2 separate regions of the Homo sapiens genome follow, and region 1 is linked to region 2. The links are chromatin loops, found by intact Hi-C in ENCODE. Cell type or tissue: mammary epithelial cell. All regions are shown on one strand. Each heading gives the region's core, and the rest is flanking DNA. Links, peaks and the distances in the headings are about the cores only. Region 1 overlaps DYSF (dysferlin). Region 2 overlaps ZNF638 (zinc finger protein 638).

The links. Hi-C counts contacts between places; a loop is a spot of excess contacts. Peaks named below come from ENCODE experiments on the same cell type or tissue, not always from the same donor. Only the 100,000 strongest peaks of a DNase experiment are listed, where the experiment ranks them.
Region 1: it touches region 2 in a loop (11-fold over the local background); 1 of 110 quality-filtered maps calls a loop at or near these places.

The regions. Positions count from the first base shown.
Region 1 is chr2:71,492,734-71,502,333 of GRCh38, reverse strand. The region is part of intron 3 of DYSF (dysferlin); the gene reads right to left. Among named protein-coding and RNA genes, the nearest start is that of DYSF, 31 kb to the right of the region's middle. RefSeq lists enhancers at 1,387-2,065, 8,251-9,600. In mammary epithelial cell, for the core only: no CTCF peak of the experiment used is centred there; a DNase peak (open chromatin) is centred at 3,823; H3K27ac peaks cover 2,445 bases.
Region 2 is chr2:71,373,971-71,383,570 of GRCh38, reverse strand. It overlaps ZNF638 (zinc finger protein 638), which reads right to left. Exons shown (of 28, transcript NM_014497.5): 9 at 3,291-3,349; 10 at 3,006-3,058. It also overlaps the pseudogene RNU6-105P. Among named protein-coding and RNA genes, the nearest start is that of ZNF638, 47 kb to the right of the region's middle. In mammary epithelial cell, for the core only: no CTCF peak of the experiment used is centred there; a DNase peak (open chromatin) is centred at 4,180; H3K27ac peaks cover 552 bases.

The DNA.
Region 1 (9,600 bases), core at 1,816-5,815, 120 kb before region 2:
GGTGTACTTATTAACTGCTTTTTCCTGATGGATGAACAGCACACCTGTCATCTGGGCTCATCCCTTTTCTGGTCTCTGCAAATATTGATTGGAATATAGATTTTTATGACCCTATCAAATAAAACTGCAACCTCGACCTAACGAGGTGATTTTTAAAACTGACTACTCACACTGAGATACTACTTCACATCCATTAGGATGGCTATTATAAACACACACACACACACACACACACACACACACACACACACACAGAGTCATGGAGAGAAAAATCACAAGTGTTGGCCAGGATATGGAGAAACTGGAATGCTTGTGCATGGTGTGTAGGGACGTAAACGGTGCAGCCACTGTGGGAAACAGCATAGCAGTTACTCAAAAAATTAAACCTAGAATTAGCATATGATCTAGCAATTCCACTTCTAGTTATATACCCCCAAAAAAATTGAAATCAGGGACCTAGATATTTGCACACCTGTGTTCACAGCAGTATTATTCACAATAGCCAAGAGGTGTAAGCAAACCAAGTCTCCATCAACAGAGGCACAAACAAGATGTGGTCCATCCATACAATGGAATATTATTCAGTCTCAAAAAAGAAGATTCAGACACATGCTACAACATGGATGGACCTTGGAGACATTCCGCAAAGTGAAATCAGCCAGTCACAAAAAGACAAATATTGTATGAGGTAGCTAGAGTAGTCAAATTCATAGAAAGTAGAATGGTGGCTGATACAAGCTGGGGGGAGGAGGAAGTGAGGATTTATTATTGAACAGTTACAGAGTTTCAGTTTTAGAAGATGAGAACATTTTGGAGGTGGACGGTGGGAATGACTGCATGACATCATGAATGCATGTAACGCCACTGAAATGTATGCTCACAAATGGTTAAAATGGTAGCGTTTATGTCGATTTATCATAATAAAACTTAAAATTAAAAACTAGCCACTTATTTAAGCTTCTCAACAATGAAATCCCTCTTTTTCCATCCTTCTTGAAAGCAACAGACTCTGCCGCCTTGCTCGTGCCCTTGCTAGCAAGGCAGTAAATGTAATATACGCTCAAGGTCCATTTTCTAACCCTTTCTGAAAGAAGGGGATAGAGGGGGAGAGATATTCACTAATATTCAATCCAGGGTTTGAAACCCCCTCACAGTGTTAGGAGCCATATTTTCTAGAATGTAAACTGATTTGTGTTCCATTCCTTCACAGCATGGAGCAGGATTTTTACCATCACTTAATAAGCTGGGGCTCCTGGAGTGTCTCCATCCTAGGGGCTGGTGCCAGAAGGCACCCGTCAGTATGTTGACTGAATTGTCCTCAGGACCCAGACAATGTCAAAAAGACCAGACAGTAGGTATAGAGGATGCATGAGTCCATGCGACATCAGAGATCAGAGTAACCCTGCCCATCACGAGAAAACTGGGGTGGCAGAGGGGAGTGACTTGTTCAAGCAGGAGAATGGCTGAGTCAGCCCCAGGACCCGGGTATCTAGGTTCCCTGTCAATCCCCCAGAGCACTGAGGCTTCTCTCCTTGGGGACTGGGAGGCAGGGCCCAAGGAGGCCTCATGGACCAGAGAGCTGTACATGGCAGCTGGAGCTCCAGCTTAGGAGCCCTCAGGACTGAGCAGAGCAGAGTTAGCAGCCAGGTCATAGGGTGCCGAGAAAAGCCAGACCTCCTCTGCCTCCCTTGCTGGTTGTCCAGCCCTCCCAGCCCAGGGAGAATTCCCGGAAGTGGGTCAGGGAACAATGGCAGGAAATGCAGAAGGAAGTAGCACCCCCACCCCTGCCAGCCTGGGGTGCCTCTTGGATGCCCAAGAGACAGCAGCCAGGGTTGACTGCTTGTTATTTCCTCCCTGAAATGCTTTTTGGGGCCATGAAATGCACCCCCAAACCCTGCTATCGGCCTGGGGGCAAGTCCCTCCAAGAAGGGTGGCTTCACCAGCCCCCACTCCTGTAGAAGGAAGGGCTGGAAATAGCAGGGCAGGCTGCCTCTCCCGCAGTGTAAGGAGCAGGCTGTGGTAGTCAAGTTCACAAGAGTCAGAAATTCAGAGCCTCCCAGGAAGCATTGCTCAGGGAGGAGAGGTGGGGGGCGCAGAAGAGGGACCCCTGGGAGGCTAGAGGGGTCTGAGGTTGGTCACAGAAAACCCAGAAGGCCACTCATCATTCATCCATTCATTTCACAGGGATGGAGGAGATGTGGCTTTATCCAGGGGCCTCTAGGTCTGGGGCCCTTGAGGAGACCCGCCCCATCTGGAGTCAGACTGAAGCACAGGCTCCAGGGCCAGGTGCCCTCTGCTCATCAGGGATGCTGCACTCTCAGTCGGCACCAACCAGGGGCCTGGCAAGTGGCAGACAGGATTCCAGAGGCTCAGATGAGGCAAGGAGGGGGCCAGGGGTCCTGCACAGGGCCAGCTATGAGTGTGTGCAGAGCAGAGCCTACATGGGTGGAAATGACACCCGTGGGTCCTGGCCACACCCCCTGCAGCCCACATGGAGGAAAACACCACAGGTGCTCCCAGCCTCCTCAGACCTCTTGGCTAGCTGTGCTCTGGAGCCATTGGAATGTGGGGGGTGGAGAAGTGTGGGGACCGAAAGAGCCGCTGCCAACCCAAAGAAAGAGAAGGCAGGAACTGGCATGGGCAAGGGAAGGAGAGGCCAAGGCAGCTTGAGGTCTGACAGGGCACATGCTTTTCCTCCGTAGAAAAAGAACTAGTTCCCAAACTCACCATCCAGGGGTGCTACTACTGCCGTATGGCAGAAGGGAAGGAGGCATGGGTGGCCCCCAAACCTTAGCCTTAGGCAGCATGTGGGAGGGTGGGAATCATGGTGGCCAAGTCAATTTATTTTAATAAAGCACAAAGAAATCAAAACAATTTTATTTTAAAACATTGGGTCTTATTACATCATTGTAAGAACAAAACAAAACACAGGAGGCAATTCACGTGTCCATCATAGACGACAGGTAAATAAAGTACAGTACATTCATACAATGGAACACTAGACAGCTATAACAATAATGGGGAATTATTCACTTACATGGAAAATCTTCAAGATACACTGTTAAGTGATAAAACAAGGTGCAAAAGAGCATGTATAATAAGCTACTTGCTGCATAAAAAAGAGGAAAGTTAGAATCTATATGGGCGATTAAGCAATAATATAAGATCTCTGGAATGATCCATAAGAAACTAAGAAGAGGGGTTACCTGTTAGGGAACAGCAAGAACTGGGCAGATCAGGGACAAAGAGGCCAGGGAGAATTTTCACTGCGTTTTTAAATATAGTTTCTGTTTTTACAACTTCTTAAAGTTTTTACCAACGTAAAAAATTAAATTTAAAAACAAAACGTAAAAACTCCTTAAAAATCTTAGAATTTATTCATTCAACAAATACTTATTTAGTATGTCCAACAAAATACAGTCTCTGACCTCATGGAACTTGCATGCTAATAATAGCAACCCTCCTATTAATGAAACCGGCTTTGCAAAAATTATAAAAATGAGAGAATGATGACAGTGAAAGAGATCTGACCCAACCGACTCCATCTTGCCTTTAATCTCCAAAATGCCCTTATTCATTCCTGGGCATAGGCCAGCTAACCATAGAAAATTTTAGTTTATAGTTTAACTTTGAAACAAAGATGAAAACAGCCCTTTCCAGAAACAAACCTCGTCCTTGCCTGGAGACCAGAGTAACTTTGTAAAACTCAGATTAGCCACAAGCTTAGGAATTATGACTCAGGAGTCATGCAGCCAGAGGCCACGGGATTCCGAGCCTCCCCAGTTGCTCCTATGGATAACGTCACTATTGTAGAACCTAAGATTGGTGTTTGAGGTATTTTTCAGACACTGCATTCCTGCTGGCACTACCTAGACTGGTAAACTGGCTCATCTGGTCATGTGGTCCCCACCCAGGAATTGACTCATGGCTAGAGGACAGCCTCAACTTCCTGTGATTCCATCCCTGACCCAACAAATCAGCACTCCTATTCCCTAGCCCCCTGCCCACCTGTGGCAGGCCAGATCTCGCTAACAGCTGAACAGGCAGGTCTTCATAACAGCTGTTTCAGCACTGACTGAGTGGTGAAGTTAAACATTCAAAGCTGATAGAGCCAGTGCCATCACACAAAGGCTGGAATGTAACAAAAGCCCACCAAGAGTTTTGCCCAGGCCTTTCCGGGGACTTGAAGCATGACAAGATAACAAAGGAATTCTTAACAGGACCCATTTAGGACTAAACAAGTTTTTACTGGGGGTCTGAAGAAACTCCCCAGGCCTCAACAATCAAGTTTTATTGGGGGTCTAAAGGATCTCCCCAAACCTCCATGATTTAGCAGGAGACAAGCGAAGGATAATCACCCCTGGCCCCTAGACCCACCTAGATTAAGTAAATTTACTGAGGCTCCAGAAGAAGGTCTTCAAAACTCAGACCTTAGTTTTAGTTATAGATTCAAAGAAGTTAGACACTTAGGTCTTTAGAAGAATGCACGCTCACATGTAGAGATATAGCTTAGAAGGTATATAAGCTCTGGAAAACTTTGTAATTTCGAGTTGATCTGCTGATATTTTCCAGGCCTTCTGCCTGTACCTGATTACAGAAATAAACTCTCTTCTTTCCCAGTTCATCTTCATCTCATTATTGGGCCATGAGAATAAGCAGCCAGACCCTCGGTTTGGTCTGGGAACACACCTGTATTAGTCTGTTCTCACACTGCTAATGAAGATATACCTGAGACTGGGTAATTCAGAAAGGAAAGAGGTTTAATTGACTCACAGTTCAGCAGGGTTGGGGAGGCCTCAGGAAACTTACAATCATGGGGGAAGGGGAAGCAAACATGTCCTTCTTTACATGGCAGCAGCAAGAAGTACAGAGTGAAGTGTGGGAACCACTTTATAAAACCTCAGATCACGAGAACCGGGTGAAGATAACTGTCCCCATGATTCAATTACCTACCACTGGGTCCCTCCCACAGCACATGGGGATTATGAGAACTACAGCTCAAGATGAGATTTGGGTGGGGACACAGCCAAACCGTATCACCACCAAACAGTCTTTAAAAACTCTAGCCTCTGAATTTTCGAGGAGGCTGATTTGAGTAAGAATAACACTCCAGTCTCCCATTTAGCCAGCTCAGTATTAAACTCTTTTTCTGTTGCAATTCCCCTGTCTTGATAAATCAGCTCTATCTTGGCAGCCAGCACGATGAATCTGTAGGGCAGTTACATCAACTAGGTACATATTAGGACACTAGTCCTGTGGGGTAGGTACTGTTATTAGTTCAGTCCACCTCACAGACAAGGAAACTGGGACTTGGGAAGGTGTTTGACTTGCCTGATTTCACACAAATAACAAGGCTGACAGAGCCTGAGGCTTTGCTTTGAACTCTACAGTGAGCCTCCTGTGCCATCTTAGAGGCCCATGAGTGCATCATGAAAGAAACAGAAAGGTCATTGGTTTGCTTAATCCGTGGGAAGGGGAGCCCAGTCTATACATTTGACCTGGCCCATATTTTTTTAATCTTATGCCAAACTATGTTTTTTGTATTTCTGATGCTTCGACATCTGGAGCCTTGTTGACCTTGGAGGCACTCTCTTCCCAGAATTCCTGGAGATGGTAAAGGACTCCTCACTTACCAGCAGGCCTTTCATATGCAAACCAGCCACTCTGAGCCCATACCCCACACCTCCTCCACAGCCTGTCACACTCAGGGCCCACATTCCCCTGTCCTAAGCACCATAGGGCCAGGTTCCAGCAACTCAGGACAGCCCCTACCGTCTATGTCGGTACATAGACAGCTATATGTCTACGTGTAAGTGTGCCCAGAGCCCACAGAAATTATTCAAACTGGCCAGTCCCCAGGCCTGTTTACCCTGCCTCGCCCATTCCTTCCCTTGGAAACCACAATAAAGGCGCTTGTCCCCGTGTTCCCCTCGCTCTCTCTGCCTCCTGATTGACCCCTGCACTGATTCTGGCACTGACCCCAGCACTTCCCTGTGTGGCCCTGCACAGCGTGGCCTCCCACTCTGCTGCCCAGACTGGTCTCAAACTCCTGGGCTCAAGGGGTCCACCCACCTTGGCCTCCCAAAGTGCTGGGATTACAGGCATAAGCCACCACGCCCAGCCTTGAGTGGCCATTTTAAAAAGCTTTTAAAAGCTAATTAATTCTATTTTTCAGATGGGTTAAAGTATCATATGAAGAGGAGGCTGGGAGGTCTAATAGTCTACACTATGCAGGGATGGCATTTGGAGTTTTCAGGAGGTGGCCTTGAAGGCAGGGCCCTAAAGAGGGAGGGGAGGTGGAAGAGAAGGGTGCACTGAGGGTGCAGCTCTGCATCACGGTAGCTGGCAGAGACCCCAGAGAAACAAGTGGGTCAGAGAGAGGCAACCCTGTGGTAGGATGCCTGAGGACCCAGAAGAGAGCCACCAATGAGAGTGGTCTCCATGCCTCCACACCCACAGTGAACCCTTCTCTTCCACCTCTCCTCCCTCTTTTAGGGCCCTGCCTCCACGCCTGCAGAGGGTAGCAGAGCCCCTGCCCCAGTGACTCCGGGCCTTCCCCTATGTCAGTGGCGGTTTAAGCTGAAGAATGTGGGTGTGCAGGAACCAGGGCTGGGGCAGCCTAGAGGACCACGGCCCCTGGTGCTGAGAGCCATGTTAGCTGCAGGAAGATGGGAGGAGTGGGTACGGCTCAGACTGAAAAAGAAGTGGACAGGAGACAAGCTACCTTCTCCCAAATGCCCCAAAGGAAAGTGATCCAGAAAGGCTGGCAGGCCACATAGCTCCTGTTCTATTGGGTTCATGGAACAGCCCAGGTGGTTGACCCTAGGATGTCACACTCACCAACCCAGTGTTTTCAAACTGTACCTTTCAACCTACAGCAACACTTTGAAAATGTTCTTTCTCTCAACTATCTTCCAAAAGTATTAATCATTCAGTGATTTAACAATAAGAGCCCTCAAGTCATCCTACCATGCCAGAAACCTAGCCCTGCAATCTGACCAGCTGCGTGGCTGGGCACACATGACATAAACTTTCTGAGACTGTTTCCTCATCTGTAAAAGTCATTCATTCATTCATTCAACAAATATGTAGTGAGCACCACTCATGGGTCAGGTACGGTTGTAGGTACTGGGGATACTGATGAGAATAAAATGGACAACCCACCCTGCATTGTTGGAGCTTGGAGGAAATAATGAATACTTCAGAGAGTTCTGGTAAAATTTCAGTTAATACACCTATCACCCCCCACATGTGCCTGGAACCTAGATAGAACTTGGTAGGTGTCAGTTCCCTTCTTCCCCTCCCCACTCACCATGTTCCTGTGCTTCTCTGCACATTCCCATCCCACCCAGTGACTGTCAGCACCATATTAGACCATGACTTGAAGTGCTGTCATATGCAAGAGGGTTAGATTTCTTTTTGATCATTCCTGAGGGTAGAGAAATAAGATCCTCAAAATGTCAGGGAGAAAAACTGTAGCCAATAGAAGGAAGGACTTTCTAATGAATAATCCAGCCCCAGAATGGGTGTCTGTCTCACTCCAACACTGTCTATCAAGGATGGAAGAGATGAGACACCCAACCTAATGACCCAGAGGTCTTTCAACTCTGAGAGAATGGCCCTGAGCCAAGGGGTGAGGCTCAAGGCATGAGTCACCAAGGCACAGTGCTAGGCACAGGTAGGGATCAATGCGTGGTGGCCCTGGGGTTATGCCAGCACCACTGTGACCACAAGAGCCTCACACAGCCTAGCCTGGTACATGTGGAAGGAGTGCTGGAGATGAAAATCAGCTCATACCCATCATGGTAAGGATTGGATCAGGCAAGGATCATCCATGGATGCTAAGTTTAGGGGGACATCTTCTTGAGAAGCAGGATATTTGCACCATCTTCAAGTACATCTTAACAAACTTCAAGGGGGAGAAAAGAACTTTAAATATGCAATGGAAAAATCAGACAACACCTTGACCAGGTGATTGAAATTAACGTTCCCCAGTAAGGAACATCATGTGCCTCCAGATCCGGAGACAGACACAGCATCACTTAGACAGTGTTCTGGCCAGGGATGAGTAACCTAATCCAAGCTTGAATCTAAGCATGAGAAAACATCAAACAAACTGCCACGAAAGTTGTCAGAATAAAAATGGAGTCGCTAATGTTAAGAAAACCCTAACAAAAAGAGCTAAGGAAGGCCATGAAGAGAGGGTTCTCATGCTTGTATGCCTGATAACAAAAACCCTCACAAAAGACTGCAAAAACACAGTCTTGCACAAAGGCTATAACAGCCTTACTCAAAAAACACTTCTGCAAGAACATCTGCCCACTAATTACCAGTCCAACCCTGGACCAGAATCACCCTTGTAATTGATTTTTATAGCCAAGGATAATATTTCAAAATAATTATGTAATCCTCATTATTTTCCTCTTTTCCTCTAAAAAACCTTTGTGTTTCTTTCTTTCTTTTTTTTTTTTTTTTTTTTTTTGAGACAGAGTATCACTCTATCACCCAGGCTGTAGTGCAGTGGCACGATCTCAGCTCACTGCAACCTCCACCTCCTGGGTTCAAGCAATTCTCCTGCCTCAGCCTCCCGGGTAGCTGGGACTACAGGCGCATGCCATCATGCCTGGCTAATTTTTGTATTTTGAGTAGTGACGGGGTTTCACCATGTTGGCCAGGCTGGTCTTGAACTCCTGACCTCAAATGATCCACCCACCTTGGCCTCCCAAAGTGCTGGTATTACAGGCGTGAGCCAGCGCACCCAGCTGAAAACCTTTGTGTTTCTTTACCTCCTTAAATACTCATGTGGTTTACTATGGCATGCATATTCCCACGGCTGGCTCTATTCCCTCACAAATATCTTTTTTCTCTGTTCGTTATTTAGGCTGACATCCCAAATGAGGAACATTCTATTAGAAAAAAGGGATACTATATTATTCAAAACTGTAAATTGTCATGAAAGACAAAGACTAAGGAAACGTTCCAGATTAAAGGAGGCTATAGAAACATGACTAAATTCAATATGGACCACAGGCTGAATCCCGCACTGGGGGAGAGGGAAAGGGAAATTGCTATGAAATGAAAAACATTATTTCATCCATTAACATGACTGGAATACAAACAATATATTAGATAAAAGTATGGTATCAGCCAGGTGCTGTAGCTCCCTCCTGTAATCCCACCACTTTAGGAGGCTGAGGCAGGAGGATCCCTTGATCCTAGGAGTTCAAGACCAGCCTGGACAACATAGTGAGACCCTGTCTCTACAAAAAAAATATATATATTAAATTAGCCAGACGAGGTGGCTTGTGCCTGTGGTCCCAGCTACTTGGAAGGCTGAGGTAGGAGGATGGATTGAGCCCAGGAAGTCAAGGCTACAGTGAGCCTTGTTCAAAGCACTGCACTCCAGCCTGGACAACAGAGTGAGGCCCTGTCTCAAAAACAAACAAACAAACAAAAAAGTATGGCATCGTGTTAAATTTACTGAAGTTGATAACTGTGTCCCTACTCTTAAGAAATATACACTGAAATATTTAGGAGTCAAAGACCGTGATGAATATGACTTACCTTCAAATAGGAGTAAGAGAAAGAGGGAGAAACAAG
Region 2 (9,600 bases), core at 2,286-6,285:
AAAAAAAAAACCACCCAGGAAGAAAAGCATGACATGAGAAGAGGAAAAGATTATTAGGAAAACTAGAAAGGCTGGAGAAAAGTAGTGATCCAAGAAAATCAAGAAGTTTTCATTCTTGAGGGAGGTAATTTAGTATATGCAACGCTTTGGAATCATAAAGTTTTGCGTTCAAATTCTAACTCCTCCATGTGGCCCTGACTCATTTAACCTTTCTGAATCTATCTCTTCTAGAAAATGAGAACAATATATTTTTTTGAGGTGGAGTCTCGCTCTTGTCACCCAGGCTGGAGTGCAGTGGCACGATCTTGGCTCACTGCAACCTCTGCCTCCCAGGTTCAAGAGACTCTCGTGCCTCGGCCTCCTGAGTAGCTGGGACTACTACCACCACACACAGCTAATCTTTGTATTTTAGTAGAGACGGGGTTTCACCATGTTGGCCAGGCTGGTCTTGAACTCCTGACCTCAGGTGATGCACCCGCCTCAAACTCCCAAAGTGCTGGGATTGTAGGCATAAGCCATCGCACCCAGCCAAACATTAACTACAACTCAAAGAACGGTTTGAAAGATTAAACAAAATAACATAAATATACTATGTGCCCATGTGTCCAGCATAAATATCATACCCACAAATGTGAGGCTTCTTTTCTTTGTTTTCTCTCTTCTGGTACAGATTATGTTAGTAGGTCTGTCTACTTAATAAGTCATTTTTACCTTATTTTGTACACTAAATTCTAACTTTAAAACAAACTAATCCTGCATCACCTTTACCCTGGTTCTGCTTTAGCTTTGTGTCACAGAACTTCTCATTTTCTAAAACTCATATTATTTAATGTTTATTTTATATTTAATATTTGTCACCTCAAGTTAAAAATGTAAACTGTCTGGGGACAGCCATGCCTATTTGGTCCACTGATACATCCTAAGCCTCTACAAAGTGCCCCCTATCATGGGCATATAATAGCTACTCAGTAATTACTATTTTTCTTTTTAATTAGTACTGGGTAAGAGCTCGAATGTTTCCATTCATGATCAAATTACACTCTTGCTTCCTCCCTGTGCTTATAATCAAATTTATCCTTAAAACTGCTCTAATTAACTCTTCCTGTCACTCTTCAATCTGAGCGGATCTCAAAAAATTATCAAGTACCCTTCCTTTCTCACCTGTCACTTTCTCAGTCCTGTTTATAGGCTCCTTTTTCTTTCTACATTTATATTGCAAGGAAGTATTTTAGCTTTCCAAAATTTAGACCTTAAACTTAAAAAAATTCCCAAGTATCTCACTTTCAATGCCATATGATTGGCTGACTAAAGAATATCTCTAGCAGATACTCGTGACAGCTGAAACTTGGTAATGTTGAAATCTAAGGACCTAACCCCAAATTCAAAGGCACCACTGTGAGTTTTCCAATTGTAATCAATAATATCATCGCACTCTTAGTAAAACCTATCAGGACTGAAACTTGGAAATTTTATAATTATTTAAAAAATTTTTTAAACTCACTTACTGAAAAATTCCATATAATAAAATGCAAATTTTACCTCCTCACATCACTTAAATTAACCTTTTTCACATCAGGTCCTCATCATCCCAAAGTGAAGCCCAGCTGTTTTTTCTCAGTGGGATTTTTACATCTCTCCAATTTATCCAATCTATATAAGAATCCTAAACAATTAGTGAGTGGCTCCATATTCTCTACTGCAATTTCCCAGAGTCTGTACCAATTTTTACTAGCTCTTATCCAGAAAAAATGGAGTGTACTTTTGCCAAGCTTAGGAAACAGTGGACTAAACAAAGCTAAATAGGTTTCTTTCCTGAAGGATTTCATAAAATGTGTTCTGTGAATTATTTTTTCAAAAGAGAAAAAATAGCTATAACACACACCCCAAACCTTTTTACCCAAAACTTCTTTCAGAAATTACTCTTTAACATGACACATTCTGAAAATGCTACTAATGGGGTCAAATTTGAAAACTTCTCAGCATGACCCTTCAAGGCCTTCAATAGAATAATTGAACTTTGTTACCTTTGTTGTTGTGTGCCCCCCAGATGAAGTAATCTTCTGCCTCCACATTTTATCTCTTCACATAATGTTACCTAATTTAAAATCTTAATCAAAATGTACTGCCTTCCAGAAGCCATTCATAGTATCTCTGCTAACCTTCAATACTTCAATACTCTATACAACTAAACATTACGGGGAAATGAGATATTCCACAATCCAATTTTCACCTCACTAGTAAAACTTAGTGCCTAAATTCTTACCTCATTCCAGTTAGAAAAACCAACACACTATATTTTTACCTTCCCCAAACAGAACATACAAAACGCAATGTAAGTTCCTAAATTTGTCTCTGCCTTATTTTAGCTTTTCTTTCCTGTCTTTCACTATCGAGCTGTTTATTCTCACTAGTACTAGTCTCAAAACTTTCCACCTTTCTAGTCCTAAATGGACTAAGAAAAAGGAGAACCCGGATTATAAAACTGTATGCAAAATTTATTTAACTGGATTCATAATGATGGCTTCAAGTATTTTCCTGAGTATAAAGAAATAGCTTTTAGTACATGAGTATGATAGCATCCATTTCTGGATAGTCTTTTTTGCTTGCTTTTTGGCTCTCAATTAACCTCCAAAATCAAAGAGGACCAGATAAGCATTCTTAACATACCTTTCTTATGTTTTGTGTCTTGTGGGTTTATCGGGAAGGGATGGAGGGAGATATTGCATAACTAACCTAAACATGTAAAAAACAGCTATTAACTGTGGAACTACGATAGCTATTTCACATACATTATCTCACAGATTTGTTGTATTTACTCCAGAAGTGATTCTGTAATTACACAGCATTAAATATTAACCGCCTGCTTAATACAGGGGCCAATTAAAGAATGTAATTTGGGTCTCCTTCATTAAAGCACAATAGTGTCTTCATAGCATCATCATCTAAGTTTCTACTAAACTGACAAGATACACTCATTTGAAAGAATATTAAAAGTAACAACTTACCAGCAGAAGTTGAAGTAACAATTTCAACAGCTTTTGAAGCATCTGCATCTCTTCTATTTAAAAGGAGAAAAAATTTAGCAGCAACTTAGGAATTCTAAGTTCTACAAAATCCTAAAAATGTAATATTTAAACCTAAAAACGTTTAAAATAATTCAACTGGAGTGATATCCCTCTTAAACTATAGTTATAGTGATAAAATATATTTAAAATGCGGTTTTAAAAATTAAAATTTCTTAAGTCATATGCACATTTCATTCTCACATATGAAATCATAAAGTCACTTACTTTAAGGTAGATGCAGATACTTTCTTTGACTCTAAAGTCTTTTTCTTCACCTCTTTGTTCTACGTAGGAAAAATATTTTGAACAAAAGAAATTTAGTATAAAGCAATTTAGAAAATATAGAACAAAAATCTAAAATCTTCCTATTCTAAAGGACACATGATTATTACCTTTTCCTATTTATAAAGACATTTTTTTCAATTTGTGATTACACAGCCTAATTTTACATCTCATCTTTCACAACTCATCTGCATTTTCTTATCATTAACTACAGCAGTTTCTCCTTATCCAAGACCCCTGGTGGATGCCTTGAAACCGTGCTCGTGCTGAACCCTATATATACTATGTTTTTTTTCCTGTATATACATGAAAGTTTAATTTATAAATTAGACATAGTAAAAGATCAACAATAATAAAATAGAAAAACGCTCCCTTCAGCAGCACATATACTAAAATTGGAATGATACGGTAATTAGCATGGCCCCTGCGCAAGGATGACACGCATATTCGTTAGGCATTCCATATTTTAAATTAAAAAAATAAGTTGTAAGAATATAGTGTAATAAAACTTACGTGAATACGGTCTGTCAAAATATCTTACTGTACTGTAGATCTTAGCGACTTCAGCATACAATTTTTTTCTCTCCTTATTAAGTCCAGAACTTTCAACTTTTCACTTAAAGGAAACATTTTTCCCCTTCTCTTTGGCATATCCAAATTGCCAGCATCACCATACTTGCACTTTAGGGCCATTATTAAGTAAAATGAGGGTTAAACACAAGCACTGCAATACAGTGACGGTCAATCTGATAACCAAGACAGCTATTAAGTGACTAGTGGGCAGGTAGCATATAAAATGTGGATACTCTAGACAAAGCAATGACTCACAGCCCCAGTGGGCTGGAGTTGGACTGCATGAAATTTCATCATGCTAACTCAGAACAGGGCACAGTTTAAAACATGTTGTTTATTTCTGGAATTTTCTATTCAATATTTTCAAACCACAACTGACCACTGAAACTGCAAAGCCAAGCCTCAGATAAACGGGAACTACTGTAACTTTCAAAAACATGGTTTCTCATAGCACTGTGACATCTCAAATGTCTAAAGTTCAACTGCTATCACCCTGGTCTAATCTACTACTACCTTTTGCTTTGATTACTACAATCGCCTCGTAATGGTCTCTGCTTCAGTCCTTGCCATTCACTCACTCTCTATTCACAACATAAACCCAGACTGAACCTGCTGTTCCACAACTCAAAACCTCTCATTAGACTCAAGGAAAAAAAGCCAGTACTTAACAATGGCCTCTAAAAGTTTACAACGTATGTTCTACCTACCTTCTAACTCCCAAACCACAATACACTTCCTTCCTATACTTCTTCACTCCATCCCCAAGCATCCTTTCTACTCCTCTAAGATGCTACAAAGGTATAGGTTTGACAGGTGCTATTCCTTCTGTCTGGAATGCTCTCAATCCAGGACGTGGTTTGTTCCCTCATCTTCTTCAAATGTTTGCTCATATATCACCTTTTCAATGAGATCTTCCCCAACTAACTTACTGAAAGTTGCACAGCTCTTCATTCCCCAACAAGAGTACTTCTATTCCCCTTTCCTAATTTTTTTTTACCATAGCACTTGTTGAAAACAAACATAATACATATGCATTTTTAACTTATTTGTGGTCTTTCTCTCTCTACCCCTTGAAGTTAAAACTCTGTGATACCAGAGACTTTGTGTTCTTCAATATTCTATTCCCAGTGCATAAAGTCATGCTTAAACATTCAGCAAGTATTTGTTAATTGATCTGAATTTCATCATAACTGTTCTCATGCAATTTCATACTTTCTGTTCTTTTTGGGCACTCTTGTCATTTCCTTTTGCACTATATGGGATTTTATCCCACATGTTCCTTCAACTCAATTATTTAGAAGAAATTAGTTCTAGTGCTATTCTACTAATGGTAATTTTCAATTTTAAAAGAAATTTGAAACTACTATGTTCCGATGTATAAGTTGAAACATTTAGCCTTTACTCCTTGGCTACATTCCAATTTTTGATTATACATTTCACACGAAAATTATCTTTCTGGTAATTTTAAGTGATATTTTTTGAAATTTATTTTATAAAAATGTGATTATTTAGATTTTAGTCTATGTTTAACTGGTTTCATTGTTCACCGCCAACATTTTATACAATAACTTCTCCATTTCTTAAGATCTTCATTTTAATGTTTTAGAAAAAGATGTATTAGTGAAATATCTTCTAAGTCCATGCATGTCTGAGAATAAATACTGCCTTAACACACACCTTAGGATTCCACTTGAAATGAATGTACTCAATTACAACGAATCATAATCTTTTTCCCACCCAACTCTTAAGAATGTGTTGCTTTGCAATCTAAGGCTAGACTATTTCTTTGTATAGTTAAACTGTTTTCTGCCTAGATCACTATAAGGTGCCCCACCATAACCATGAAATTTAAAATCCTCAGAATTTAAATGATGTCCTCTTTCTGGAATTCCACTTATGTACAGATTGTGTCTTCTAAATATATCTACCATGCCTTTCCTCTAATCATTTTTCACTCTTTTAACTTTCACACCAAGAGTAGGATCACACCTCTCTTGCTCACCACTGCATCTTCTGTAGATATTACAATGCCTGACACAACAGAGGCATAACAGATGCTTAACTAATAAGAAATAGTTTCAGAATTAAAATGAAAACCTCTCATCCAAATTCTGATTGCGTATTTTCGCTTTTATCTCCTTGTTAATTCATTAGATTTTCTGTAATGCTCAAATATTCACTAACGCCCAGCATTATTTTTCATATCCATGCAATTCCTAGTTGACTACTTGCTCCAGTTTTAATTGTAATGTCCCCATGAATCTTGCTGAAAACACTGAATTGAAGTTTTAAAAATTGTTTTTTTTGCACAAGGTTGAAATGCAGTAGTATGTCATGGCTGAAAGCGTTTTATTAGAAATCTGATCCTACTTTTTTCCACATCAAGGGCTCCTGATCATCCCCCAGCTCCCTTTTGTTGAGATAGGGTCTCACTCCGTCACCCAGCCAACCTCCGCCTCCCAGGCTCAAGCGATCCTCCCACCGCACCCTACCCAGCAGCTGGGTGCGTGCCACCACACTAGGTCAATTTTTTAATTTTTTGAAGAGATAAGAGCTCACTATATTGCCTGGGCTAGTCTCAAACTCCTGGGCTCAAGCAATCATCCTGCCTCGGCCTCCCAAAGTGCTGGGATTACAGGCATGAGCCACTGCACTGGGCTCCTGATACTTTAAAGAAAACTTTCGAAGTATGAGAATATGGCCCTTTCCCTGGGAAAAAAAGAATGTTTGCTTTCATCGGATTACTGGTAACGGTGGGGCAAGGAGTAGCTCAAAAAGACTTAAGAATCACTGCTAAGAATGGATGTCGAGGTTATTATTAAATTATTATTATTAAAGACTAGGTTACAAGGTTATTATTAAAGACTAAGTTACCTAGTTTCTGACAAGAGTTGTACAAATCCATATTAACATAGGGATATAGGATTTTTTTTACCTTTTCTGTAATATTTAGATTCATAGAAGCAGCAAAATGGAGAAGATGTTACATGAAACACAGCTAGAGTTAGAGGCAGTCCTAACATGAAATATCAAATGTTGGGCGGGTAAGTTTTTTCTAGGTTTTGACATGCCATGCCAAAATCAAGATTTGGACCAAGAAAGCTATAGCACAGCTCTTCTTCTTCCTAGTTTGTTCTTTCAGCTTATTTTTGGCTTGCACTGGTAGAAAAACTTGAAGTGGTAACAGGCCAAAAAGATTGCCCCTTCCTGCCTCAGACACTTATTTACAAAACAAAACAAACAAACAAACAACAACAAAAACAATTGTCCACATACTTCCAATATGAAGAAGGCACAACTCAAATTCTGTTCAGAGTTCCCTCCACTCAATCCCTAGGCATGTTGCTCTGTCACAACAGAGGTGTCATGAGTTAGCCTTCTTGTTCCAGCATCATCCAAACAACATTTAGCTGAAGAACATTAATATTTGCCATGAAAATGGCATGTTTTCTAGCTTCTAGTGCTCGTATTTTCTTTACCTATTCATTGCTATGAAAATCATGACAGTAAATATGCCTGGGCTCTTGGACTTACACTGCTACTTTACCAACTTCATCAAAAAGTTGGCCAAGAGAATTTTTTAAGCTATTTGAAACATTCTATTTCCTTAAATGTATCCTTACCTATGTTCCTTAACTATGTTAACTGTTTAGAATGAAAGAAAACTGGCCTTCTCAACAATTCCAAAAATTTAATGATCAGCTAGGTCTTTCTGGACAGTCACTAGTATAAGCCACTATTCCTTTCTGTTTTCAAGGTTACTAATCTACCCACAAACCATTACCATTATCACAAAAGGCTGAGTATATTGATTAAACAAGTCTTCTAATTGGACTTCAGTGCTCTTCTCCACTTTAATCAATCTGCTAGGCTTTCTTTGCCTTCAAAATCATTTGCCTAACTCATTCTCCAAACCATTTCCAAATGAATCTTTCTAATCTCCGTTTTATTATGTCATGCCCTGGTTCAAAAACCTTGAATAACATATACCTCTCTACAGGATAAAGTTTAAGTTCTTAAATTATGTATTTAATCCTTGTTTCTCCTTAACTGCCTCTGCAACTAGATGGCCATGTGTCTGGTAGTTCTGGTAAATCAAATGCAGGCAAATGCTGCTGGGGAACTCACTCTTTCCAGAAAAGAAAACAAAAACTCATTTTGCTCTGCATTTTTATTCCTGTATGTCTCGAAGATAGAAAAGATGCCAGAAGGTGCAGAAACCATCTTACAAATGAGGATGAAAGATACATTCTACAGACAGTAGTGCTGGAAGACAAGGCGAGGTTCCTGAAGATATTATGGAGCTGTTGCACGAGCACTGGACCACCTACATGCAGATTTCTGTTATGAGATAAATATACCTCTTATTTGTTAACAATCCACTAGTGAGGTTTTATTAGTTGAAACTGAATGAAATCCTAAATGATAAAATTGTTAATAACTAAGGCCACACGATTTAATTTATTATCCAAACCAGGACAATGGGAATAAATGGATGGCATGTAGCAGGTATAAACTAGGATGATAGGTTACTCTAGTAGTAACTAACTAGAAAACATATGAGAACTAAAAAATAAAGATCCTCTCTAATAGCTATATGTAAAAATAAGTAAAATAATAAATTTAACCACCACAAAATGTTCAAGAACTTTATGGAAAAAAAAATAAAACTTGCTAAAGGGCATAAAAGGAAATCTAAATGGACAAACCATGTTCTTTGTTTGTTTAAGACAAAGCCTGGCTCTGTTGCCCAGGCTGGGGTGCCATGGTGCTATCTCAGCTCAGTGCTACCTCTCCATCGTGTGGGCTCAAGCAATCCTCCTGCCTCAGCCTCCTCCTGAGTAGCTGGGACTACATGCATGCACCACCGCACCCAGCTAATTTTTGTATTTTTAGTAGAGACAGGGTTTCATCGTATTGCCCCACGCTGGTCTCAAACTCCTGAGCTCAAGTTATCTGCCCACCTCAGCCTCTCAAAATGCTAGGATAACAGGCAAGAGCCACCAGCCAACGAACTATGTTTTTTGATAGAAAGACTTAGTGTTGTAAAAATACTATCACGAATTCAACACAGTATTAATTAAATTCCAGTAAGTTTTTTTTAAGAGAACTTAAACTGATTCTAAAACTAATGTGCAGGAGTAAATGTTCAAGATTAAACAAAATGAATTTAAATAAAGAGGAAAAACATTAACCAAAATGAATAAACAAAGAAAAATAACTCTACAAGAAAGACAGGGAAATATTAGGAAGCTATAGTAATTGTTGTAACAGAAACCACATAGTATTGCCACAACAGAAGAGTATGAAACACATCTATGTATACAGAATTTATACACATAAAAGAAGCTTTTCAAATCAACAAGGATAAATTAGGCATAAATAGTGTTGAGGCTAACTGGCTCCCATTTTGGAAATAATACTGATTCCAATCCTATATTATGCTGCAAATAATAGATTAAGGAATAAAACCTTTTAGGCACTAGCACAGGCAAGTTCTTAAAAAGACAAAAGAAAAAAAAGCAGGCCAGAAACAGTGGCTCATGCCTGTAATCCCAACACTTCGGGAGGCCGAGGCAGGAGAATCACCTGAGCCCAGGAGTGTGAGATCACCTTGGGCAACAAAGTGAAACCTCATATCTACAAAAAATAAATTAAAACTTAGCTATGCGCGGTGGCT